Linked DNA regions of Homo sapiens: all the other regions are linked to region 5. The links are chromatin loops, found by intact Hi-C in ENCODE. Cell type or tissue: PC-3. All regions are shown on one strand.

Region 1 (4,000 bases), 350 kb before region 5:
CCTGCCTCAGCCTCCCTAGTAGCTGGGACTACAGGCATGTGCCACCTCGCCCAGCTAATTTTTGTATTTTTAGTAGAGACAGGGTTTCACCATGTTGGACAGGATTGTCTTGATCTCTTGACCTCGTGATCCGCCACCTTGGCTTCCCACCTTGGCTTCCCAAAGTGCAAGGATTACAGGCATGAGCCACCACGCCCAGCCCTTTCCTCCTCTTTGCCAGGCTAATTGTTGAATACTCAGCTAATGAGTCACCCTCGGAGAGACTTCTCTGACCACCTCTCTTCCTTTTGATGCCTTCTGACAAGTTAATACAGCTATAGAATTTATCCTACCAGACCACAAGTGCCTCGAGGTAGGACTGTCTTTTAGTATCTGTCATAGTTACTGGCACATAGCTACAGGCATATGTGCTAATATTTGTTGAATATAAAAATAAAAGACAAAACCTGAGTTGTGTCAATTAGCGATGACATTCTCCTTGCCACAGAAACCCTAGAGTGGTTTAACCAAAAGAGATACTGTTTTTCTCATGGAACAACTCCAGAGGAAGAGGTCCTGGGCTAATAAACATGCACTTACAATTCATCACAGGCTTGGGAGCCTTCTAGAGTCTTGTTCTGCTCTCCTTGGCATGTCACTGCATGTTCTCATGAACACATCCTGGCTCTTCCACCTCCTGAGTCCATGTTCCAGGCAAAAAGAAGGACTAAAGGTACAGGTTACTTGTCAATTGAATCTGTGGCTTTTCCTCTGGTAAACAGTAGCTTTCTCGGCAGCTCTGCTTACTTGACTTCTGGTTATATCCCATGAGCCAGGCACAGATCTGGTTTTACGGGACAATGCCAAAACAAACATTGTCAGGGTTCTGTTAGGGTCACAAGAAGATTTACTCTATTTCTTGTTCTGTCTGCCTGCTTGAAACAATAGCAGCCATTAAAAGTTGTTATGTGGAAGTCTTGTATTATATACTAGAAATGGGCCTTGTAAGAATGACTTGTATCATATTGTCCACATCCTCATTGAGAATATTAAGAAGACAATGTTGAGAAGACTGACGCCCAGAGAAATGTCATTTGCCCAAGGCAAAATCAAATATTTTGGTGGCAGAGACTGCTTAGGAAACAACCGGTCCTTATCTCAAGTCTAACTCCCTTAACATTTGGGGGCATTTCATAATTTGATCTTGAGGTAATAGATATTAGATGTATTAACTTCTTTTTCCAGCCTTACATAACAAAGTCTTCAGAAACAGAAACCGTATTTGCGTGGTTTGCTGTAAGTAATGCCTAGTATGGAGTCATGTAATGATTCTTTTAAATTTAAATTTAAATTATTGATTTTTGTGGATACATAGTAGGTATATTATGGGGTACATGAGATGTTTTGATACAGACATGCAACGTGAAGCAAGCACATCATGGAGAATGGGGTATCCATCCCTGAGTCCTGTAATGATCTTAATGCAGTCCTTCCTGCTTTCTCTGCAGGGACTTTTAGGAAGATGTAGGAAGGAATGATTTGTCCACTGTGGCTGCAGTTACCTCCATTAACTCTAGATGGCACTCATGCATTGATTGGGAAACCAGTCACTGATAATATTAACTGCCTGGTAGAAACTGACAAATTCTTCAGTCAGGGTGGTGAAAAGTTAAATATAGGTGGCTCCCAGGCATGGCTGGGTGAATAGATTGGTCAAAGGAGAAGTGGTGAAAACTGGGGACTGGCTGTAAACACATTTCATGAGTACATACAAACCCCCTTGCCTTCTGTTCATTCTCCCTCACAGCAGCCAAAGTGGGCAAACCAGAAAATGGACTGGCCAGCCTTACCAGTGTGCCTGTCTGACCAGCGGGCGACCTGGTCACTGCCCCAGAGGGTCAAGGGAAACCTATTCTCCTTGGCCACATTCCTTGAGATGGTGATCACAGAGGACACTCAGTTGCCACATCAGGACTTTGATATTCAGATGGAAAAGGCTTATATGTTGATTTGAGTTAGTAATTAGGGCTTTTAAACTGCTCTTGTCGACATAAACACATACACTATTATTCAGTACTTCTGGTTTAAAACTCTTGTTCCACTGAACACATTATTTGGGGGTACATTGATACTGTTTCTATGTGGCATTTCAGACACTGGTGAAGAACATGAGCTTTGGAGTCAGACTTGGGTTGCTGTCTGGGTTCCATCACCTACTAACTATTGTGTGGTCTTGGGCAGGTTAATTAACCTCTCTGCGCCTCAGAAAATATGGAGGTGATAATAAAACCTACTTCACAGAGTCATTGTGAAGATGGAGATAATTCTGTGTAGTACTTACAGTGCCTGCTACTCTGTAAGTACTAAAAATACAATCAGCTGTTATTTTTATTACCATGTAATCTAAAGACATGAAAGTCACACAGGACAATGATGATAATCGGTTGTCCCCATCCTGTGTAGACATTTTATAGTCACTTTAGCCTGGGTTGTAAAGTGTTGGGAGCAAAATGAGAAGTAAAATTTAACAGTTCAAGTGAAAATAGCGTTTGAGAAGTAAGTAGATTTAATTGGGAGAAAATTGATTTATACCCAATATGCAGGCCCAACTACTAGAAAATGAAAAGCAGTCATCTTAATACCAATTGTTATCCACCTAGTTCCTTGGGTAGCTTTTACCACAAATTCATGATAGAATTTGTAGACAGGAACAAAAAACTACTTAGGATTAAAAGTAGGAAAAGAAACTACTTCCCATATTAAGGTCCTATGACAATGCAAAGAGGTGGATTGGGACTCTGGCCTAGGGCAGCTGTCCAGGGTGGACACGGATGGCCATAGGAGTTGTGATGTGCAAACGAAGGAACAAGGGAAGGAGGGATTGTGTGGGACAAATATATAAATCCAGCAGTGTGTGTTTGAAAACTCAAGGATGGCAGACCTGTTGCTTCTTTCACTAACCCGCTGCGCCTTGAGTCATTGTAGTTAGTGAATTGGGTGGCTGCGTGTCCATATGCCTCATTTGACTGGCATAGCTGCCTGGAGGAAGCTTAGGCCTGGAAAAAAGTGGAGACTCATGCTCTGGGTGCCTGGTGATTGTAGGCCCAGGTGAGAATAATGCAGGCAATTGAAGATTTTTTTTTTTCTTGCTCTAATTTTCACCTGAGAGCTATGCCCACTCAGAGAGGGTTGGGGGAGAGTAGAACAGGAAAGAAACAGAAGACACTTTGGGTTTGGGCTCAGAAGATTCAGCTCACATCCAGCTTCTATCACTTACAAGTTGTGTGCTCATTCACAAGTTGCTGCTGCTCTCCAGGTTTCAGTTTTCTCATCTGCAAAATGGAAATAATAATTCTTATAGCATCCAAGGTTATGTAACAAGTATAAATTAGTGACAAATTGGAGTCTGTGGAGGTGTAACTTTGCTCATAACTCAGCTCAAATTGTTCACAAGCCCCCATTTCACTTGGTAGTGTAGGGGAGGGAAATGTGGCTTGCCCCTCACCCTTCTAGGTTCCTTGGCTGGGCTATGAATTAAATTGACATAAGACAGATTAACAGGAGGAAAGCCACATTTAATTATATAAGTACACACGGGAGCCCCACAAAATATGAGACTCAAAGAAGGGTCAGATGACTGAAGCCTATATTGCATCCTGAGCTACAGAAAGGAATAGTGGGGCTAGGAGCCGGGCGTGGCGGCATACTCCTGTAATCTCAGCACTTTGGGAGGCCAGAGCGGATGGATTGCTTGAGGTCAGGAGTTTGAGACCAGCCTGGTCAACATGGCGAAACACCGTCTCCACTAAAAATGCAGAGATTGGCCAGACATGGTGGCACACACCTATAATCCCAGCTACTCAGGAGGCTGAAGTGGGAGAATCACTTAAACCCGGGAGGCAGAGGTTGCAGTGAGCCAAGGTCACAACACTGCACTCCAGCCTGGGCAACAGAGCAAGACTCCCTCTCAAAGAAAAAAAAGGGAGGCTTCTAGGGGTGGTAGCGACACAAGTTATGGGAG
Region 2 (4,000 bases), 360 kb after region 5:
CCCCTGTAACATTAAGTCTGCCCATACCACTGCCTTTTGCACTTACACGGATTCACCCGTCTTACACTGTTACATTGCTATTCTGTCTACCTCGCTTCCTCAGCTACTCCCTGAAGGAGTCCATATTGTATTTCTGGCCTATTGATCTCAGTTTACACAGCGTAAAGTGTGAAAACTGTATTAGTGTATTGAGATTCTCTTCAATGAGATAATGAGTATAAAAAGCACTCTATATAGTGCCTGGTACACAATTAAGTGCTCAGAAAATTATAGTGTCATAGTATCTATAGAAGCATGCATTCAGGAGCCCATAGAAGGTGCTTAATAAATTGTTTAAATGTGGTTATATATTGGGGAGAGCATGCCACACAGACTAGTCTGGTATTTGGAACTAACAGCAAAGAAAAACTTGCATAGAAATCCTACACCAATTAACACACCTTCATGCTAGACTGAATCCAGGAGCAGGGGTGTCATGTTTTCCCAGAGTGGTGCCCAACCCAACCTTTTTGCATTTAGCAAGTTAATGAACACCTTGTGAATAACACTTTGCCAACTCTGGCCCAGTTTAGAAGGCTGCCAATAGGATATCAGTATGCCACACCGTCTGCTTTCCTGGGGACCCTGCTGTCCTCTCCCTAAGTGCTTCTGCTTTCAGCCGGTGGAGAGTCTGATGTGCCTAGAGAAGTTGCGCAGTGGGACGAGGCTGCAGCGAGAGCCTGGCCTTTCCCCAGGCGGAAGAGAGCCTTGTCTCAGATCCTGAGAGAGAAGTGAGTGGGGGCATGGCATTCCGAGCAGCCCAGGTTTGGCTTTGGGCCAGGCACTGAGTGGCAAACAAGAAGGAACACATTCCGGGAAGGCAAGGAGCCCTGCCAGCACGAAGGCAGCAGCGAAAGCAGGGCTCTGCTGGGTACCAGGTGTTCCTTGGCTCTGTGGAGGTCAGGCACGCAGGCGGATGAACTCAGGTTTCTCTAGAATATCATTTCAGAGGCTTAAATGCCTCCCACCCTCTCGCTGTCAGCGGACAGGGCATGTGGAACTGTTAAACGTTAAAACTCTCTGCTCTGGGGCCCAGCCCGTGCTCTCTAAATAAAGGTAGGAGCGGAAAGAGTGTTGTTGCCATCATGAAATCACACTTCACAGGAGCCAGATTTCGGCGATTCTGTGTCTAAGAGAAAATGCTAATCCAAACAAGGGCAGGTTGGAGAAGAGCCTGGGATTTCTATGCCCTAGAAACTGCACTCTCCACCCTTGCAGCCCAGAAACACAAACACACACACACTTGTTCTCCACGCCTGCCTTCCGAGTGGCCAGAGCTGGGGGAAGTCTGGAGAGCCCTCGGAAACGCCGTCCTTTCAGAATCAGCGCTGGCCCTTCCCCAGGTGATGAGAGAAGAGAGCGAGGAGGACCAAAGCGGAAGCGGATAGAGCCATTCTTTTCGGGGCAAATGGCCACACAAGCCTTCCTGAAGATTCCCTTCTTACTTTGGATAGGTAGGTGACCTGGACTGGAGGGGCCCTGGGCCCGTTTTCCCCAGCAAGGGGACAGGAGTAGCTTTTTCTGAGGGAGGACAACGAAGTCTTTACTCACCCCTCTGCCTCTGCGTCTTTTTGCTGGACTTTGCTGCCGCCTAGTGGCTCAGTTGTCATCACTTCCTTCTCTGAGAGAGAGACAGCCAGCCTTGGATTGAGTTTGAGGATCTAGCCTCTCAGTCTAGTCCTGAGGCAACCTGGAGATCCTTCTCTGAGAAGTTTCTCTGCTCTAGGACTCCCTGGTTCTGTGGCCCAGCAGCTAGGAGAGAGGAGCACCATGGGCTTCTAGGCCTCACTCAGTCTGGCAGTCAGGTAGAGGGGCCATGGCTGGCTGGCTGGGCACCTGGGAGAGGGGGTGGGGGTAGTTTCTTATTCCCAGGACATCTCAGTGGGATGAAGTTGTCCTTGAGTCCCCCTCATTCCTGAATGCCTTTTTCGCTAATAATACTGCCCCTCCCATGACCCTTCCTTTCTGCTAAGGCCCATGTTGCAAAACTGAGGCTCTGGCATAATGTATATTTCCTTTCTGTTTCCCCAAATTTAAGGCAGCTATTTCTCCCTGATAAAGTTAGCTCATTGCCATGATAAATATATGATTATATGCCTTCTCTGTGATGCTGCTGCTATGAATCAGTCCCTGGGAATAGTGAGGAGTGGGCATACTTTAAAGAATTTTATTGGATTGGTTTCTCTAAGTCCCTGAAAAGCCTATAGATTATAAGCTATATTTTTCTGTGTATTATATCCAGGTGTTTATTTCCTCTAGCAAAGGAAAGCACTTGGTTTCAACAACCACTGATCTGCCCTACCAAACTTTCCGATCTGAGCTGTAATACCCAGGGACTATATAAAATCCAAACTCTTCTGCTTACCCCACCAAACTCTTTTCTTTTAACTTTTAAAAAATTGTGGTAAAATGACATAAAATTTACCATCTTAACCATATTTAGCATATAGTTCAGTAGTGTTAAGTACATTACACTATTGTGCAACCAATCTCCAGAATTCTTCATCTTGCAAAACTGCAACTCTATACCCATTAAACAATAGTTCTCCACTTCCCCCTTCCCTCAGCCCCTGGCAGCCACCATTCTACTTTCTGTCTCTATGAATTTGACTACTCCACATACCACCTATAAGCCAAATCATACAGTATTTGTCTTTTTTTTAAGAGATGGGGTCTCGCTGTGTTGCCCAGGCTGGTCTCAAACTCCTGGCCTCAAGTGATCCTCCCTCCTATGTAGCTGGAATTACAGGCATAAGCCAGCCACTGCACCCTGCCCAGTATTTGTGCGGGGTTTTGTTTTTATTTTTTTTTCTTTCTACAAGCCTGGATTCCAGAAATTTTTTTTTTTTGGACTGGATTATTTCACTTAGCTTAATGTCCACAAGGTTCATCAATGTTATAGCATGTGTCAGACTTTTTTTCCTTCTCAAGGCTGAATATTTTTTCATATATATATATATATATATATATTTACATATCCATGAGTAGATGAATATACATATTTCATTGTGTGTGTATATATATATAGAATATATAAACATATATATATAGAATATATACACATATATATATATATGTTTATTCATCCATGGGTGGACACTTGAGTTGCTTCTACTTTTCGGTTATTGTACATAATGCTGCTATGAACATGTGTGTTCAAATATTTCTTCAGTTTGGGCCCTGGAGGTCGAGGCTGCAGTAAGCTGTGATCACACCACTGTACTTCAGTCTGGGTGACTGAGTGACAGAGTGAGACCCTGTCTTTAAAGAAAAAAAAAGAAAAATTTCTTCAAGATTATTCTCTCAGTTCTTTTGGCTATATACTTAGAATTGCTGGATCATATGGTAATTCTGTTTTTAATTTTTTGAGTAGCTGCTGTCCTGTTTTACACAGTAGTTAAACCACTTTACATTCCCACCAACAGTACAGTTCTCCATATCTTCACCAACCCAGCCCAAGTCATTCCCAGAGTTACTAATTCTCCACATCTTCACCAACACTTGTTATATTCTGTTTCTTTTCTGTTCTTTGAGAGTAGCCATTCTAATGAGTGTGAAGTGGTACTTCATTGTGGTTTTGACTGGCATTTCCCTAATGATTAGTGATGTTGAAGATCTTTTCATTGGTTATTGGCCATCTGTGTATCTTCTTTAGAGAAATGTCTATTCAAATCCTTTGCCTTTTTTTTTTTAAGACAGTCTTGCTCTGTTACCCAGGCTGGAGTGCAGTGGCATGATCTCGGCTCACTGCAACCTCCGCCTCCTGGGTTCAAGCAATTCTCCCACCTCAACCTCCTGAGTAGCTGGAACTATAGGTGCATACCACCATGCCTGGCTTTTTTTTTTTTTTTTGAGACGGAATCTTGCTCTGTCGCCCAGGCTGGAGTGCAGTGGCGCGATCTCGGCTCACTGCAACCTCCGCCTCCCGGGTTCAAGCGATTCTCCTGCCTCAGCCTCCTGA
Region 3 (4,000 bases), 830 kb before region 5:
GGTTTAAAGTCTGTTTTGTCAGAGACTAGGATTGTAACCACTCCTTTTTTTTTTTTTTTTTTTTTGCTTTCCATTTCCTTGGTAAATCTTCCTCTATCACTTTATTTTGAGTCTATGTGTGTCTTTGCATGTGAGATGGGTCTGCTGAATACAGCACACCAATGGGTCTTGACTCTTTATCCAATTTGCCAGTCTGTTTCTTTTAACTGGGGCATTTAGCCCATTTACATTTAAGGTTAATATTGTTATGTGTGAAATTGATCCTGTAATTATGATGCTAGCTGGTGTTTTTTGCCCATTAGTTGATGCAGTTTCTTCATAGTGTCGATGGTCTTTACACTTTGGTTTGTTTTTGTAGTGGCTGGTACTGTTTTTTCCTTTCCATATTTAGTGCTTCCTTCAGGAGCTCTTGTAAGGCAGGCCTGGTGGTGACAAAATACCTCAGCATTTGCTTGTCTGTAAAGTATTTTATTTCTCCTTCACTTATGAAGCTTAGTTTGGCTGGATATGAAATTCTGGGTTGAAAATTCTTTTCTTTAAGAATGTTGAATATTGGCCCCCACTCTCTTCTGGCTTGTAGGGTTTCTGCAGAGAGATCCAATGTTAGTCTGATGGGCTCCCCTTTGTAGATAACGCAACCTTTCTCTCTGGCTGTGCTTAACATTTTTTCCTTCATTTCAACCTTGGTGTATCTGATGATTATGTGTCTTGAGGTTGATTTTCTTGAGGAGTATCTTTGTGGTGTTCTCCGTATTTCCTGAATTTGAATGTTGGCCTGTCTTGCTAGGTTGGGGAAGTTCTCCTGGATAATATCCTGAAGTGTGTTTTCCAACTTGCTTCCATTCTCCCCGTCACTTTCAGGTACAGCAATCAAATGTAGGTTTGGTCTTTTCACATAGTCCCATATTTCTTGGCTGCTTTGTTCATTCCTTTTCATTCTTTTTTCTCTAATCTTGTCTTCACGCTTCATTTCATTAAGTTGATCTTCAGTCTCTGATATCCTTTCCTCTGCTTGATCGATTTAGCTATTGATACTTGTGTACGCTTCACGAAATTCTTGTGCTGTGTTTTTCAGCTCCATCAGGTCATTTATGTTCTTCTCTAAACTGGTTATTCTTGTTAGCAGTTCCTGTAACCTTTTTTCAGGGTTCTTAGCTTCATTCCATTGGGTTAGAACATGCTCCTTTAGCCTGGAGGAGTTTGTTACTACCCACCTTCTGAAGCCTACTTCTGTCAATTCGTCAAACTCATTCTCCATCCAGTTTTGTTCCCTTGCTGGTGAGGAGTTGTGATCCTTTGGAGAAGTGGCATTCTGGTTTTTGGAATTTTCAACCTTTTTGTGCTGGTTTTTCCTCATCTTCGTGGATTTATCCACCTTTGGTCTTTGCTGTTGGTGACCTTTGGATGGAGTTTTTGCGTAGTTATCCTTTTTGTTGATGTTGATGCTATTGCTTTCTGTTTTTTCCCTTCTAACAGTCAGGCCCCTCTTCTGCAGGTCTGCTGGAGTTTGCTGGGGGTCCACTCCACACCCTGTTTGCCTGGGTGTCACCAGCAGATGCTGCAGAACAGCAAAACATTGCTGCCTGCTCTTTCCTCTGGAAGCTTCATCCCAGAGGGGCACCCGCCAGATGCCAGTTGGAGCTCTCCTGTATGAAGTGTCTGTCAACACCTGCTGGGAGGTATCTCCCCATCAGAAGGCAGGGGGGTCAGGGACCCACTTGAGGAGGCAGTCTGTCCCTTAGCAGAGCTCGAGCACTCTGCTGGGAGATCCGCTGCTCTCTTCAGAGCTGGCAGGCAGGAACATTTATGTCTGCTGAAGCTGTGCCCACAACCGCCACTTCCCCCAGGTGCTCTGTCCCAGGGAGATGGGAGTTTTATCTATAAGCTCTGAGTGGGGCTGCTGCCTTTCTTTCAGAGTTGCTGAGCTTAGAGAAGAGGAATCTAGAGAGGCAGTCAGTCTGGCTACAGTGACTTTGTGGCACTGTGGTTTTTTTAATGTCAAAAGTACAGAATATAAATTCCACAAATTGTGACAGTCAACTTGATGTTGATTCTGAAATAAATTTAAATTGCATTATTAAAAGATGGTTTGTGGCCCAGTGCGGTGGCTTACTCCTGTAATCCCAGTACTTTGGGAGGTTGAGGTGGGCGGATCACAAGGTCAGGAGATTGAGACCATCCTAGCCAACATGGTGAAACCCCATCTGTACTAAAAATACAAAAATTAGCTGGGCATGGTGGTGCGTGCCTGTAATCCCAGCTACTCGGGAGGCTGAGGCTGGAGAATCACTTGAACCAGGGAGTTGGAGGTTGCGGTGAGCCGAGATCGCGCCACTGCACTCCAGCCTGGCAACAGAAGGGGACTCTGTCTCAAAAAAATAAAATAATAAAATAAAATAAAAAGATGGTTTGTGAGTACTTAGGAATTGGTCACTAGGAGGCAGCATTAGCTCACTAAAAAACAATTCATGCCAGAAAAGAATTAGTTTCCTGACCTAGAAATTACAAATAGACCTTGTTAGAGGAGTGCTATAGACAGTGTTTTGGTATTTAAGCAAAGCATTTGGCAAAGTCTTTTATGGCATCATTTTGAGTAAATTGTATGACATGGTTATGTAGATTTTTGATTCAAGTATACTTACAGAACATGAAGTAATGGATTAATGCCAGCCTTTAGAGAAATCTGTACTGGCATGCCATGAGGCTTTTTTCCTCCAGTCCATTCTATTCACATTTTTATTAATGTCTAGGAGAAAATATTTGTTATTCTGGTAAAGTATGTGAATGACAGAAACTAGAGAAATTAGAGTTCTTGGTATATTGGTTGATCAAATGAGAATCCAAAAGTATCTCCATAGTCTAGAACAGGGTTTGGCAAACTACAGCCTATGGGCTAGATCCATCTGGCAGCCTGCTTTTTGTACAGCTCTCAAGCTAATAATGGCTTTTATGTTTTCAAAGCATTGTAAAAAAAAAAAAAAAGAACAACAAAGAAGGATATGAGATAGAGATCACATACAGCTCACAAAGCCTAAAATATTTACCATACTATCTGACCCTCTACAGAAAAAGTTTGTTTATGCCTAGTCTAGAAAAGTAAGCAGAATTTAACAACATAAAAAATAGATGAATTGAACATCCTGGACTTTATTCCATAACAACAATCAAGCAAAACAATTCTTAGCACAAATTCAGTATTATACAAGATTAGACTTAGCAGCGTGTGTTAAAGTGACTTGGAATTGCTAAATTCAAGTTCAATTAATTATGAGATGTGATTATTAAAAGTTAATATGGCTTAAAACAATATTCATTTATAGAAAAAGAGAATTCAGACAATGGAGACAGTCCCATCCCATTTTTTTCTACAGTGGTCAGATTACACCTGAACTATTACTAGTTTTAGAGGGCAGACAATAAACTAGAGCATTTCCAAAGAATCTGACATGATTAGTTGACAAAGGAGAAGACATAAGGAAGATATCCCAGTGATCTTCACCTGTTTTCACAACTATTCAAAAAAAGAGAGAACAGACACATGTTGAGGGGCTAGAACAAGGACCCTTATATAGAAAATTCTGGGAGGCAGAATTTTCCTTTTTATTTCTAAGGCAGCATTTTGTGAATGCAGGCAGTATTCTCACAATTCTGAAACAGGGTTGGGCGTGGTGGCTCATGCCTGTAATCCTAGCACTTTGGGAGGCCAAGGTGGGCAGATCACTTGAGTCAGGAGTTTGAGACCAGCTGGCCAACATGACAAAACCCTGTCTCTACAAAAAATACAAAAAATTTAGCCGAGTGTGGAGGCACACGCCTGTAGTACCAGAGACTTGGGGGACTGAGGCAGGAGGATCGCTTGAACCCAGGAGGTCAAAGCTGCAGTGAGCCAAGATCTCGCCACTGCACTCAAGCCTGGGGGACAGAATGAGATCCTGTCTCAAAACAAAACAACAACACAATTCAGAAACAAACAATGTCTAAAGTTTTCACCTCAAGCTCA
Region 4 (4,000 bases), 230 kb before region 5:
CCCATGATTCTGTTTTGCTGAATCAGGATTCAGGACCTTTTTCAAAACAAGTAAAACAGAAAAATAAAGTGCAAGTACCAACAGAAGCAGCCTCCAGAACTTTTAATTGTTATACTCTTACCTCTTTTTCTCTTTTTTTTTTTTTGTTTTTTGTTTTTCTTTTTTTAATTATACTTTAAGTTCTAGGGTACATGTGCACAACGTGCTAGTTTGTCACATATGTATACATGTGCCATGTTGGTGCGCTGCACCCATTAACTCGTCATTTACATTAGATATATCTCCTCATGCTATCCCTCCCCCTTCCCCCGACCCCACAACAGGTCCCGGTGTGTGATGTTCCCCTTCCTGTGTCCAAGTGTTCTCATTGTTCAGTTCCCACCTATGAGTGAGAACACGCAGTGTTTGGTTTTTTGTCCTTGCTATAGTTTGCTGATCTTTCTCTCTTTTTTAAGAACAATCTTTAAAATGTTTCCTCCTATGCATGATTTTTGTTAACTTTTTTACTGCTTGTCTATAGAGTATATGACAAATTTTCTTTAATCAGCATGTATTACTTTAAAATGGGGAGAAAATGAAAAAGTGTTGTCTCATCTGAATATGTTTTTACCATAACATCCCCCAAAATGCCTTCTTTTCTAAAAATAGATGTTTTGCTAGAAGCATCCAGGGTAAAATGTGGCCTGCCACTCAGAAATCTAAAGTTTTAGTTGTTTTCTTTGCTGGTCAGGAGCCCTGAAGCAGCGGAGATTCTGCCCTCTGATATTCATGGATGTGAGTGCTGACCCACACGGAGGCTTTCTTTGCTATTTGATTTCATGTTTCAAGGGAAATGTTAAGTCAGATGTCACTGTTAAAGGGAAAGAGGGAGGAAAAGAAGAAAGAGAGAGAGAGAGGGAGGGAGGACAGGAGAAAGAAACCATATAAATCTAGAGTCCAGTCTTGTTTGTTTCTTTATTTGGCCCAGTGATCAATAATGTATTGACTAAACATCTTTCAAAAGTTATTTATTTATAATGCCTTCATTCTAAAAAGAATTTAAAATAATGTTTACAAATGTAGTGAATAGAATTTACAAGAAAACAAATAAGGGAGGAAAATGGAGCAAAGAGGAAACTGGGTAGAAAAAATAGGACATGAGTAAGACTGGTGTCTAAACTCCGTGCCTTTACATCTAACTAGAGATGTGTCAAAAATTTTACTGTGAGCTCCCTAGCAGCCAAAGCAAAGAAAGAAACAATTGAATGTGTAACTCATAGGTAAAAATAAGTGAAAGGCTGGGTGCGGTAGCTTAGGCCTGTAATCCCTGCACTTTGGGAGACCAAGTCGGGCAGATCACTTGAGGTCAGGAGTTGAAGACTAGCCTGACCAACATGGTGAAACCCTATCTCTACTAAAAATACAAAAGTTAGCTGAACGTGGTGGTGTGTGCCTGTAATTCTAGCTACTCAGGAGGCTGAGGCAGGAGAATCACTTGAACCCAGGAGGCAGAGGTTGCAGTGAGCTGTGATCGCGCCACTGCATTCCAGCCTGGGCGACAAAGTTAGACTCTATTTCAAAAAAATAAAATAAAATAAGCTGATTTATTTATTTATTGAGTTAAGTAAGTTGGGGCAATAAAATAAAGCGGATAAAATATATTAGCCCTTTGACTCAAGAAGTCAATACCACTTTTTATGAGAACAATTAATAACACCTAACATCAGTGAACACTTCTTATATGCCAAGCACTAACCTAACCAATGTAATTATGACATAAGAACACCATGCATCAGGTAAAGCCAGTTATATTTTAAAAGTAGAATTTGGGGTTTACAAATGGCTTTCTCGTTTGTGTTGTTACTTAATTGCTCACAACAACCCTATGAGAGATATTGGTCAGGAAAATATTTTTATATGAGGAAAGTAAGATCACATTTCTAATCATTGTTGCACCCGGAATATAAATCCAGATTACTCAGATATACTTTTTTTTTCTTTTTTTTTTTGAGATGGAGTCTTGTTATCTCACCCAGGCTAAAGTACAGTGGCGCCATCTAGGCTCACTGCAACCTCTGCCTCCTGGGTTCAAGCGATTCTCCTGCCTCAGCCTCCCAAGTAGTTGGGACTCCAGGTGCACACCACCACGCCTGGCTAACTTTTTGTATTTTTAGTAGAGACGGAGTTTCACCATCAGATACACATTTTACACTACTTCATAATCTGGGAGCAAAACCCTGGTGATGGGAATATGGACATTTGGCTTTAGGATCTTAAGCTGAGTTTGTTCAGGTGAGTTGTCTACTCCTGGGCCTGCCATTAAGTGGCTGTGTGGTGTTGGGCGAGTCCTTCTTCTCCCTAGAGTGGCAGTGTCTTCAACTGGAAAATAAGAAGGTTGATGACTTGTCTGGGAAGATTCATTCCAGCTGTGACAGCCTGTTCATCTCTGGGTGTCTGTGGCTCCAGGCAGTTTCCCAGACTACACTCCAGGGTGTTCCCAGTCATTTTCACATTAGCAGTTGCTCTGTGGTACAGACGTGGCTGCGCCTCTGTGGATCATTGAACCTTCACCATTGCCCCAGCCTGCTTGGGGCTAGGGTGTGTGGGCTGTGAATTAAAGGCTGTGAGACGTCAGAACTCCCTATGAGCCTGAGGTGTCCTATGGGGCATTTCCACCGTGTCGGCGGAACATGTTTCATTGTTCCTTCCTTGATACTTTGTCTTCCATAGATTTTTTGAAGGGATTCAAAGTGGAAAGCACCAGAAGTTGGAACTAGACCTGCTGAAGAACTCACTTTTTTTTTTTTCCTTTTAAAACTTCTCTTGAGCCCAAAAATCACATGGACACATCTTGAATTCTTACAAGTTAGCCGGGTCTCAGTGAAAGGGCTTCCCTGAGGGGTAGAATGCCGCATGCTCGTTTCCTATGCCTAGATAAATAAACCCTGGCCCAGGCTTTAGGCTCCAGGTTTGTTTCTGGCATCCCTTTGCCTGAAAGTTTCTGTGTTGAATAAAACAGAAATGTTTAGCAAATCCCAAGAAATTCCTTATTTAATGGAAAAAAGAGATCCCTGGGCTTATATTTCAAAATGTGATTTCCATGTTCCCACTGCATTAAGGCAAGGTCGCCTCACCAAATCCCCAGATGTCTGGTATGCTTTTCGAAAAATGCCTGTATTTAGCCCCTAGAACACATTTTGAGTACCTATTGTGGACAGGATTCTCCTCTGAGCCCTGCAGGAGATAGAGCAGCCAAATGAGATGGAAACCCTTCCTTCAAATTTAGTTGTAATGGTTGCATTAGAATCTATAGGAAGTCTCACCTTTACCTACAGACAAGCTTTATTCCCCCACGCTGATCTTTTAAACTGTACAATATTGCATCTCTGTGTGGCCATCTGTCCTCCTTCATGACAATGGGAGATTCAGCTGCTGGGGTTGGCCACAAACAGCTTATCTTATTAGCTAACCTACCATGTATGAGCTGCCTTGGCAATATCCCTATTAATTATATTTTCTTTCTTCAGCATCTTAGAAGAGTGGGGTTTTTCATTTGCTTCATGTCTCTGCCAATCCTAACCTCTCTCTCCTAAAATGTTTATTTATCTTTTGTTATAAAAGTAGTTGATGTTTATTGTTGACAGAAAGAGAGAGAGAAACAGGGATGGATATTGCAGAGAAAAAATTTTAAAAAGCTATTTATAATAAAATAAAATCCTACCACAACAAGCTTATTGTTGTTTATATTTTGGATTTACAAAATCTTTAGCTATTTATCCTCAACCCTTGCCAATTATGTGAATTTCCAGTTGGGTGAGAGTAGCTATATTAAATAGTGAGCAGTTTTCCTGTATCATTAAATAGTCTTCAAAACCTTGATTGTTCATAGCTGAATAACATTTAATACTATGGGTGAAGCAATTATTTTAATTGTTTCCTTTGTGCTGGGATTGTAGATTGTTTCTATCTTTTTACTTCAAACTCACCTGTAGTAGTGGCTGTTGCAAGGTAGCCACTTACA
Region 5 (4,000 bases):
TCTTCCTTCCTTCCTTCCTTCTCTCCTTCCTTCCCTCTTTCCCTCCCTCCATCCCTTCCCTCCCTTTCTTCCCTGCCTCCCTTCCTCCCTCCCTTCCTTCCTTTTTTTGTTAGAGACAGAGTCTCGCTCCGTTGCCCAGGCTGGAGTGCAGCGGCACAATCTTGGCTCACTGCAACCTCTGCCTCCCAGATTCAAGCAATTCTGCCTCAGCCTCCTGAGTAACTGGGACTACAGGCATGCACCACCACACTCAGCTACTTTTTTGTATTTTAGTAGAGATGGGGTTTCACCATGTTTCCCAGGCTGGTCTCAAACTCCTGAGCTCAGGCAATCCACCCATCTCAGCCTCCAAAAGTGCTAAGACTATAGGTATGAGCCACTGTGCCCAGCCTCCCTCCCTCCCTTTTTTTTTTTTTTTTTTTTTTTTTGACAGGGCCTCGCTCTGTCACCCAGGCTGTAGTACAGTCACAGCTCACTGCAGCCTTGACCTCCCAGGTTCAAGCAATACTCCTGCCTCAGCCTCCCAAGTAGCTGAGACTACAGGTGTGCACCACCACATCAGGCTAACTAGTATTTTTTTTGTAGAGACAGGGTCTCACTTTGTTGCCCAGGGTGGTCTCAAACTCCTGAGCTCAAGCAATCACCTGCCTCAGCCTCCAAAAGTGCTGGGATTACAGGCATGAACCACCATGCCGAGCCATGCACTCTTTTTTTTTTTTTTTTTTTTTTTTTCGAGATGGAGTTTTGCTCTTGTCACCCAGGCTGGAGTGCAGAGGTGTGATCTTGTCTCACTGCAACCTCCACCTCCCGGGTTCAAGTGATTCTCCCACTTCAGCCTTCCATGTAGCTGGAATTACAGGCGCCCGCCACCCACGCTCAGCTAATTTTTGTATTTTTAGTAGAGATGGGGTTTTGCCATGTTGGCCAGGGTGGTCTCGAACTCCTGACCTCAGGTGATCTGCCAACCCTGGCCTCCCAAAGTGCTGGGATAACAGGCATGAGCCACCGTGCCCGGCCATGCACTCTTGATCATCACTCACGCTCTCTGCCAGGTGACCCCAGTCATCACCTCTGTACCACCTCCTCCAAGTACCTTTCCAGCTCCCCTGACTGGCAGGGCCATGAGAAGTCAACACCCCTCACTCCTCCATGTCACCCTGCCTCCATTCCTAGTGTCTGCTGCTTAAGACACATCCTTCCTGCCGGAGCCAAGTTTGCCTAATCCCGGTGCTTTCATACTTTCTTTACCTACCAGCAAAGTGTAACATGACAGAGGTTCCTAGCCAAGCACATGCACAGAATCTCATCTTTCTCTGGCGACACCCTTGTCCATAGTAGGTTTGCCAGGATTCACCTGACACTTGCTCCCAGGACTGACTCAGTAAATGCCCTTCCTGCTCACTGATCTCCAAATCCTGGGAATCTGGGCCTTGAGGCAATCACTTCTAGAATACAGGAAACCAAATTCTAGACAAAGCATCTGTCTCCAGCCATTTTCCAATCATCTCAACAGTTCCTGGCCAGGTGCAGTGGCTCATACCTGTAATCCCAGCACTTTGGGAAGCCGCGGCGGGCAGATCATGAGGTCAGGAGATCGAGACCATCCTGGCCAACACGGTGTAACCCTGTCTCTACTAAAAATACAAAAAAATAGCCAGGCGTGGTGGCAGGCGCCTGTAATCCCAGCTACTTGAGAGGCTGAGGCAGGAGAATTGCTTGAACCCGGGAGGTGGAGGTTACAGTGAGCAGAGATTGCACCATTGCACTCCAGCCTGGGCGACAGAGAGAGACTCTGTCTCAAAAAAAAAAAAAAAATCTCAACAGTTCCTATGGGAACATGGAAAACCCTCTGTAGGGGACACCGTATATTTTAATGCCAAGTACGTGATTCAGTAAAATAAATCCAGCATCCACTCCACTCAACATCTGTTTTCTGGGTGTTTGCGATATGTCAGGAGCTCTGACGCACATGAGCCAGTGTATCAGGACACAATGGGGTGATACTCCCAGGGGGCGGGGATGCCACCTCTGCGTCAGATAGTCTCCTGACTGTCGCTCAGCCCCTCTTTGGTGCTTTGATTTAAAAAAAAAAGTTGTGCATGAAACGCTATAGGGAACCGCTGGGGTTCTTTAGTAAGAGCTTAAATCCTCTGCCTGAAGATGCAAGTGCGTATTGGTGAAGTGTTTACTTTGCTACAATTCCAAAGAAGAAATTCTCAAGTCTCTTAGGCTACAAATTGGGGGATGGAACAGTGCAGAGCAGGCCAAACTTTTCTCATGGAGTAACACCTCCATCTTGTGGCCTTTCAGGGTATTCCAAGTGGATCCAACTACCTGCTATTTTGTGATTCTGGGTACAATAAATCAGATCTGAGAGAACTTGAGAGGTCCTCTGATTCGGTCCTCTGCCTTCACCCAGACGTGAAGCTCCACTATTAGCTCCATGATTTCCTCATAGTAACAGTCCAGAGAGGTGAAGAGACTTGGCCGAGCCCACCCAGCTAATACGCACGGTCTCATACCTGAGGCTCAATGCTACCCACTTGTCACTCTTTAGGAAGAGAAAAAAACTTCTTCAAACAAAATTTGACCAACTATGAAACAGATGAAAGCAGAGAGAGTCCCGGTAGAGACTGCAGAAGGACCCACCCTTCCCAGCACCTTCAGTCATCACGCCCTGGAAACCACTGTCTTGTGCCAGGGGGATGCTGCTTCTCTGGGTAATGGAACATCATTGTGGCAGCCTGGAAAGCCCCCTAGGACAATAGCATTCCCTTCCGAGTAGCTTATTGCTTCAATCAGTTTAGGTCCTGGCCAGGTAAATGCCTTTTATTAAAACACATTTTACACCTCTCATGGCAGAATAAACGGCCTCATAGGATAAGGGTGTGTGGCCCCGCGACTGCTGATGAGAAGTGAAGCCAGCTGGACTTCTGGGTCAGGTGGGGACTTGGAGAACTTTTTTGTCTTACAAGAGGATTGTAAAATGCCCCAATCAGCACACTATAAAATGGACCAATCAGTACTCTGTAAAATGGACCAATCAGCACACTGTAAAATGGACCAAATCAGTGCTCAGCAAAATGGACCAATCAGCAGCACATGGGCGGGGACAAATTAGGGAATAAAAGCTGGCCACCCCAGCCAGCCCTGGTAACCAGTGGGAGTCCAGTTTGGTGCAGTGGAGTCTTTGTTCATTCGCTTTTCACAGTAAATCTTGCTGCTGCTCACTCTTTGGGTCTGTGCCACCTTTAAGAGCTTTAACACTCACCGGGAAGGTCCGCAGCTTCATTCTTGAAGCCAGCGAGACAAAGAACCCACCGGAAAGAACCAACTCCGGGCCTCCGGACACCATTGGGACCTGCAATTGCTGGGACCCGGTCCCGGGAGGATGCCCGAGAGATGCCCACAGGGCCCCGGGCAGGGCAGAAAGCCGAAGCCGCCGCAGGCTGCCAGGACTAGGGCAAGCTTACGTCCACTCAGGCGGTCAACAAATAATTATCAGACTCCTTCTACGTGTCATGCCGTTGAACAAGATCGACAAGACCCTGGTCTCACAAAGCTTCTGTGCACATTGGAGGAGCCGGGTGACTGCAAAGAAAGGGCGTAAGATTGTTTCTGATAGGGCCTGGGATGTGAGGAGCGATGATAGAGTGCGTGCTCTCAGGAGAGACCTTGGAGCTGGTCTTGAAGTGTGAGGAGGAGTCGGTTGGAGAAAGAGGGAAAGAACAGGCCGAGCCGAGCCAGAACCGGGTATAGCCAGAAGCGCGAAGGAGAGAGCCAGCACTCGAGGTCAGAGGAAGCGCAAGGTGGCACCGGCCCCTCTCGCTGCGCTTTTTGTCCTTCCAGGAGGGGGCGCTGGTCCACCGACTGGCCCGGCAGTTCCCCAGTAGCACCGGGGGTTTCCTGCCGCGCGCGTCACCTGGTTCAGTTTAGAGCCTCCAAAGCTGCAAGGCAAGGCGAAGATGGGCAGTGGAGACAGAGTAGGGTGGGGAGGGTC
Region 6 (4,000 bases), 52 kb before region 5:
CGAACTCCTGGGCTCAAGCCATCCTCCCACCTCAGCTTCCCAAAGTGCTGGGATTACAGGCGTGCGCCACTGTGCCCAGCCTAGGCTGACTTTCAAGCAATGCTCTAGTAAGAAACTCTACCCATAGTGATTCTGATGATTCTGTGTACGCTGCTGCGGGCTCACGCTGACTTCCTGTTGACTGAAGGTTGTCTCTCACTCTCGCTCTCTCATTCCTGAACCAGCTGGGACATCGGGGAGTGGTCTGAGTGCAGCAAGACCTGTGGCCTGGGCATGCAGCACCGCCAGGTTCTGTGCCGCCAGGTGTACGCCAACCGCAGCCTGACGGTGCAGCCCTACCGCTGCCAGCACCTGGAGAAACCTGAGACCACCAGCACCTGCCAACTCAAGATCTGCAGCGAGTGGCAGATCCGGACCGACTGGACCTCGGTACGCAGGCAGGGCAGCCCGCTCTGCAGCTCCCTCTCCAGCTCCCACCACACTTTCCAGCCTCCCCCACCAAGACCTGAGATGGGTAACCCTGAGTTCCACAGGAGGGAACCCGTCCCGTGGGGGTCTGGACGGCTGTTTTTGCAAACCACAGGATGTACCAATAGTTCAATAGAGTTCAGGGTAGTGTGTGCCACCCACAGCCAACTTTATGAGTGAGCCCAGGGGGAGCCCTCTGATACTGGCCTCATCTGCTTTGTGAGTCATGGTGAAGTGAAGGTTGGCAACTGCTGGTAGAGCCAACTCCTTCCAATTTTCCCTACCCATTTTATAGCTGAAAAGACTGAGGCCTGGAAGAATAGAGTAGTGTCAGTCAAAATTAAGGCTGTTAAGGCAGAAATAATTTGATAAAAGATTTATTGGAAGCCAATGTAAGGATCAGCCCAAGAAGACACACGAACAACGTTGGACATGTTCCAAAGTCTGTTACAAGTTGAAAGGCTTTTAGAAGAAAGTTTAGGAGAGGAGACGGGGACCCCTTGAATCGGAGTTGTCTTTTTCATTGGAGGGTACAGCACAGAGGTTGCAATCACTGGCTACAGATGACGACATACAGGCTAAAATGTTTTAAGTGCAAGACAGTCAATAAAACTTCATGAGTCAGAAATAAATCAGCAAAACTTTATGACTCAGAAACAAACCAAACAAACCAGTGTCCTCTTCAATGTCCACAGGTTACGTATTAATCAGTATGTCAACAGTTTGAAGAATTCACAATAAGATTTGAGGAACTGACAATAATATTCTTTACTCTAAACAGGATGTAAGCCATGAATCCTAAGACCTTCTTCCCAGGCAACTTAGAACATAGTTTATTCTTCAAGGGCAGAGGTGCATGACTTAACCCCTTGCCTGCCATGGCGTTGGGTCCTGTTTATAATTTGGTATCTTATTGCCACAGAGAGTCCATTCTGTCAGTCTTATGATTTCTCCCTTAACATCAGTGCTGGTCGGTTGTGTCTAGACTGCAAAACGGAGGTGGTATGACAGGGTGTGTCCAACCTTCCATCCTGTCATGGCCAGGAAATCCATTTTTAAGGTTTCTCTGGGGGTCTCCTTGGCCAAGAGGAGGCCCATTCAGTCAGCTGGGAGGCTTAGGATTTTATTTTTAGTTTACAGTAGGCGAGGCATCTAAGAAGGTCTTGTAGAAAAGGGTTGTGGAGTTTTCTAGGGCTCAGATCCCTGCCCCAGCTGGTGACATGCATGACAGAGCCTCAGTCTCATGGGGCTGATCACAAAGGCTGCGGGCTCCATACTGGCAATTCTCTCCCAGAGCTGAAGCTGCTGGTTCCCCTGACGTCAGTGTGCTGTGTTTCAGTGCTCGGTGCCCTGCGGCGTGGGACAGAGGACCCGTGATGTGAAGTGTGTGAGCAACATTGGGGATGTGGTTGACGATGAGGAATGCAACATGAAGCTCCGGCCGAATGACATTGAGAACTGCGACATGGGACCCTGTGCCAAGAGCTGGTTCCTCACCGAGTGGAGCGAAAGGGTGAGTGTGATGGCGGGCAGAGCGCCGGGGACCGAGGTCTGCCAGGTGCCTCCAAAACCACACAAAGATGAGTCACTAGCTCAGAATCCCAAGACTGATTTCTGGCTCTGGGGGGAAAAAAAAGGCCCAGAGAGGAATTATCGTAGGCTTTCTATCCTTATGTGAGGACTGAGGGTCTCCAAAGGTGAGGAGGGTGTATGCAAAACTTGATTGAATTCTCCTTAGCACTCCATGTGGTCACTCCATAATACTAGGTGAAGTGAATCATTACATCCCATCGTTCATATGTCTTGTAAGTGCCTGGTGTCTCATAGACACTCAGCAATGGCAGGCCCCTCTACTGCTTTTTGCCAACTCAAAACATCCCACACCCCGTTCCCTCCCCAGTAGCCTGGCCTCCCATGGGAAGTCTCAGGTGTCAAAGAATAACTCAAAGGCATATATAGTCAACCATTAGCCCACCAGTTACCTGGATATAAGGGAAAACAGTCATATATTAAATTCATCCATCAAAGGCAAAAGGAGGATTTATATGAAAAGGGGTTTCTGCAGATGGAGTGATGTTGGTTACACAACAGCATGAATGCACCTAATGCCCTGGAGGTGTGGGCTTAAAAGTGGTTACGATGGTCAATTTCATGCTATGTGTATTCTACCACAATCAAAAATGAAGTTTGAGAAAAGACACTAAACAAATTGTAGAACATACCTTGGGACAGGGAGAAGAAAAGAGGAAGGAGATAAGGAATTGTGCTTCCTTTCCTGGTGGGATCGGCGCATTGGCGGGCATGGGATGGCCAGTCAGAGGGTTTGCCCAGGGCAGCTGCACAGCTGTGAGAGGCACCAAGTCCAGATTCTGGATTCTCTAGGAGATCTAGGGAGTTTACCTGGGATGAGGACATGATTGGCTATCTCTGACCTTGGTTAGCGGCCTACCTCTCGGATACACTAGTTCTGCCCCACTTCCCTTGCTAGAATCCCGTGCGTACACGTTACCTGTGAACCGCATTAAAGTGTAGGTCTGAGGCAGCAGGTGTGGGGAGGAGCCAGGGATTCTACATTTATTTTCTTTCTTTTTTTTAATATTTTTATATTTTTAAATTTTTATTTATTTATTTATTTATTTATTTATTTATTTATTTTGAGACCGGGTCTCATTCTATTGCCCGGGCTGGAGTGCAGTGGTGCAATCTCAGCTCACTGCAGCCTCGACCTGCTGGGATCAAGCAATCCTCCTGCCTCAGCACCCCCTGCCCCCCTCCCGCCAACGTAGGTGGGACTATAGGTGCGCGCCACCACCCCGGCTAATTTTTTGTATTTGTTTGTGGTTTCACCATGTTGCCCAAGCTGGTCTCAAACTCCTGGGCTCAAGTGATCTGCCACCTCGGCCTCCCGAAGCCCTGGAATTGTAGGCATGAGCCACTGTGCCTGGCCACAGCCTACATTTCTAATAGGTTCCCAGGGTCTCTGAGGCCACTGGTCCAAGGACCACACTCTGAATAACAAGGCCATAAAAAAGACAGAGGAGCCCAGCCATGTTCTTGGATCTTAGGAGACACGATGCAGCCCATGAGCCCCCACCCCGTCCCCACTCCCAGCATCATGAGAACAACAACCATAGTATCTCAGACTCAAAGAAGGACCCTTTCACGCAGTTTGGGGATATCAGCAGACATGCCCCATACGGCCACATTGGCTGACTCCAACTGGTCAGTGTCCATTCTGACCGGTCAATGGCCACCATGCACCTGTTATTGAGTATTTTGAATATCACCCCTAGAGGTGTTCACATAGGTTTTCTCTCCCTCTGCGGTGTAAGATGCCCCTTCATTTTGTCCCTCTATCACCATAACAATCCACTTCCACAGGGAGTGTTATCCAGAAAGAGAGGAAGGACAAACCTGCAAATGCAGCCTTCACTCCACCTCCAGAGATGGTCCTGGAGATTCTTACCTAGCGGCTCATCTTCTTGTGTGTTCCCCACACCTCATGGCATATGGCCCCTGCCCCTTAGGCCCA

Evidence for each region. Hi-C counts contacts between places; a loop is a spot of excess contacts. Peaks named below come from ENCODE experiments on the same cell type or tissue, not always from the same donor. Only the 100,000 strongest peaks of a DNase experiment are listed, where the experiment ranks them.
Region 1: it touches region 5 in a loop (18-fold over the local background); 58 of 110 quality-filtered maps call a loop at or near these places.
Region 2: a loop joins it to region 5, with 24 times the contacts of the local background. A loop is called at or near these places in 27 of 110 quality-filtered maps.
Region 3: it touches region 5 in a loop (5-fold over the local background); 11 of 110 quality-filtered maps call a loop at or near these places.
Region 4: it touches region 5 in a loop (5-fold over the local background); 5 of 110 quality-filtered maps call a loop at or near these places.
Region 6: it touches region 5 in a loop (4-fold over the local background); 78 of 110 quality-filtered maps call a loop at or near these places.

Annotation. Positions count from the first base shown.
Region 1 is chr15:71,447,230-71,451,229 of GRCh38, forward strand. The region is part of intron 7 of THSD4 (thrombospondin type 1 domain containing 4); the gene reads left to right. Among named protein-coding and RNA genes, the nearest start is that of THSD4-AS2, 240 kb to the right of the region's middle. In PC-3, CTCF peaks have their summits at 1,554 (motif pointing right) and 1,765; DNase peaks (open chromatin) are centred at 292 and 1,572; H3K4me3 peaks cover 1,124 bases; H3K27ac peaks cover 2,315 bases.
Region 2 is chr15:72,154,579-72,158,578 of GRCh38, forward strand. LOC124903522 (a long non-coding RNA gene) reads left to right here and starts at 571. Exons shown (of 3, transcript XR_007064706.1): 1 at 571-1,493. RefSeq lists an enhancer at 1,288-1,377. In PC-3, a CTCF peak has its summit at 1,632 (motif pointing left); DNase peaks (open chromatin) are centred at 823 and 1,633; H3K4me3 peaks cover 1,443 bases.
Region 3 is chr15:70,971,754-70,975,753 of GRCh38, forward strand. All of the region lies in intron 9 of LRRC49 (leucine rich repeat containing 49), which reads left to right. Among named protein-coding and RNA genes, the nearest start is that of LRRC49, 81 kb to the left of the region's middle. In PC-3, a CTCF peak has its summit at 2,466 (motif pointing right); a DNase peak (open chromatin) is centred at 2,468.
Region 4 is chr15:71,568,437-71,572,436 of GRCh38, forward strand. All of the region lies in intron 7 of THSD4 (thrombospondin type 1 domain containing 4), which reads left to right. Among named protein-coding and RNA genes, the nearest start is that of THSD4-AS2, 120 kb to the right of the region's middle. In PC-3, CTCF peaks have their summits at 2,018 and 2,220; no DNase peak of the experiment used is centred here; H3K27ac peaks cover 599 bases.
Region 5 is chr15:71,799,045-71,803,044 of GRCh38, forward strand. No RefSeq gene overlaps it. Among named protein-coding and RNA genes, the nearest start is that of NR2E3, 9.5 kb to the right of the region's middle. RefSeq lists a silencer at 3,706-4,000. In PC-3, CTCF peaks have their summits at 2,300 (motif pointing left) and 3,871 (motif pointing right); DNase peaks (open chromatin) are centred at 1,367 and 2,257; H3K27ac peaks cover 1,397 bases.
Region 6 is chr15:71,746,614-71,750,613 of GRCh38, forward strand. THSD4 (thrombospondin type 1 domain containing 4) reads left to right here. Exons shown (of 18, transcript NM_024817.3): 13 at 225-429; 14 at 1,808-1,981. Among named protein-coding and RNA genes, the nearest start is that of THSD4-AS2, 57 kb to the left of the region's middle. In PC-3, no CTCF peak of the experiment used is centred here; DNase peaks (open chromatin) are centred at 268, 638, 1,118 and 1,888; H3K4me3 peaks cover 1,980 bases; H3K27ac peaks cover 2,999 bases.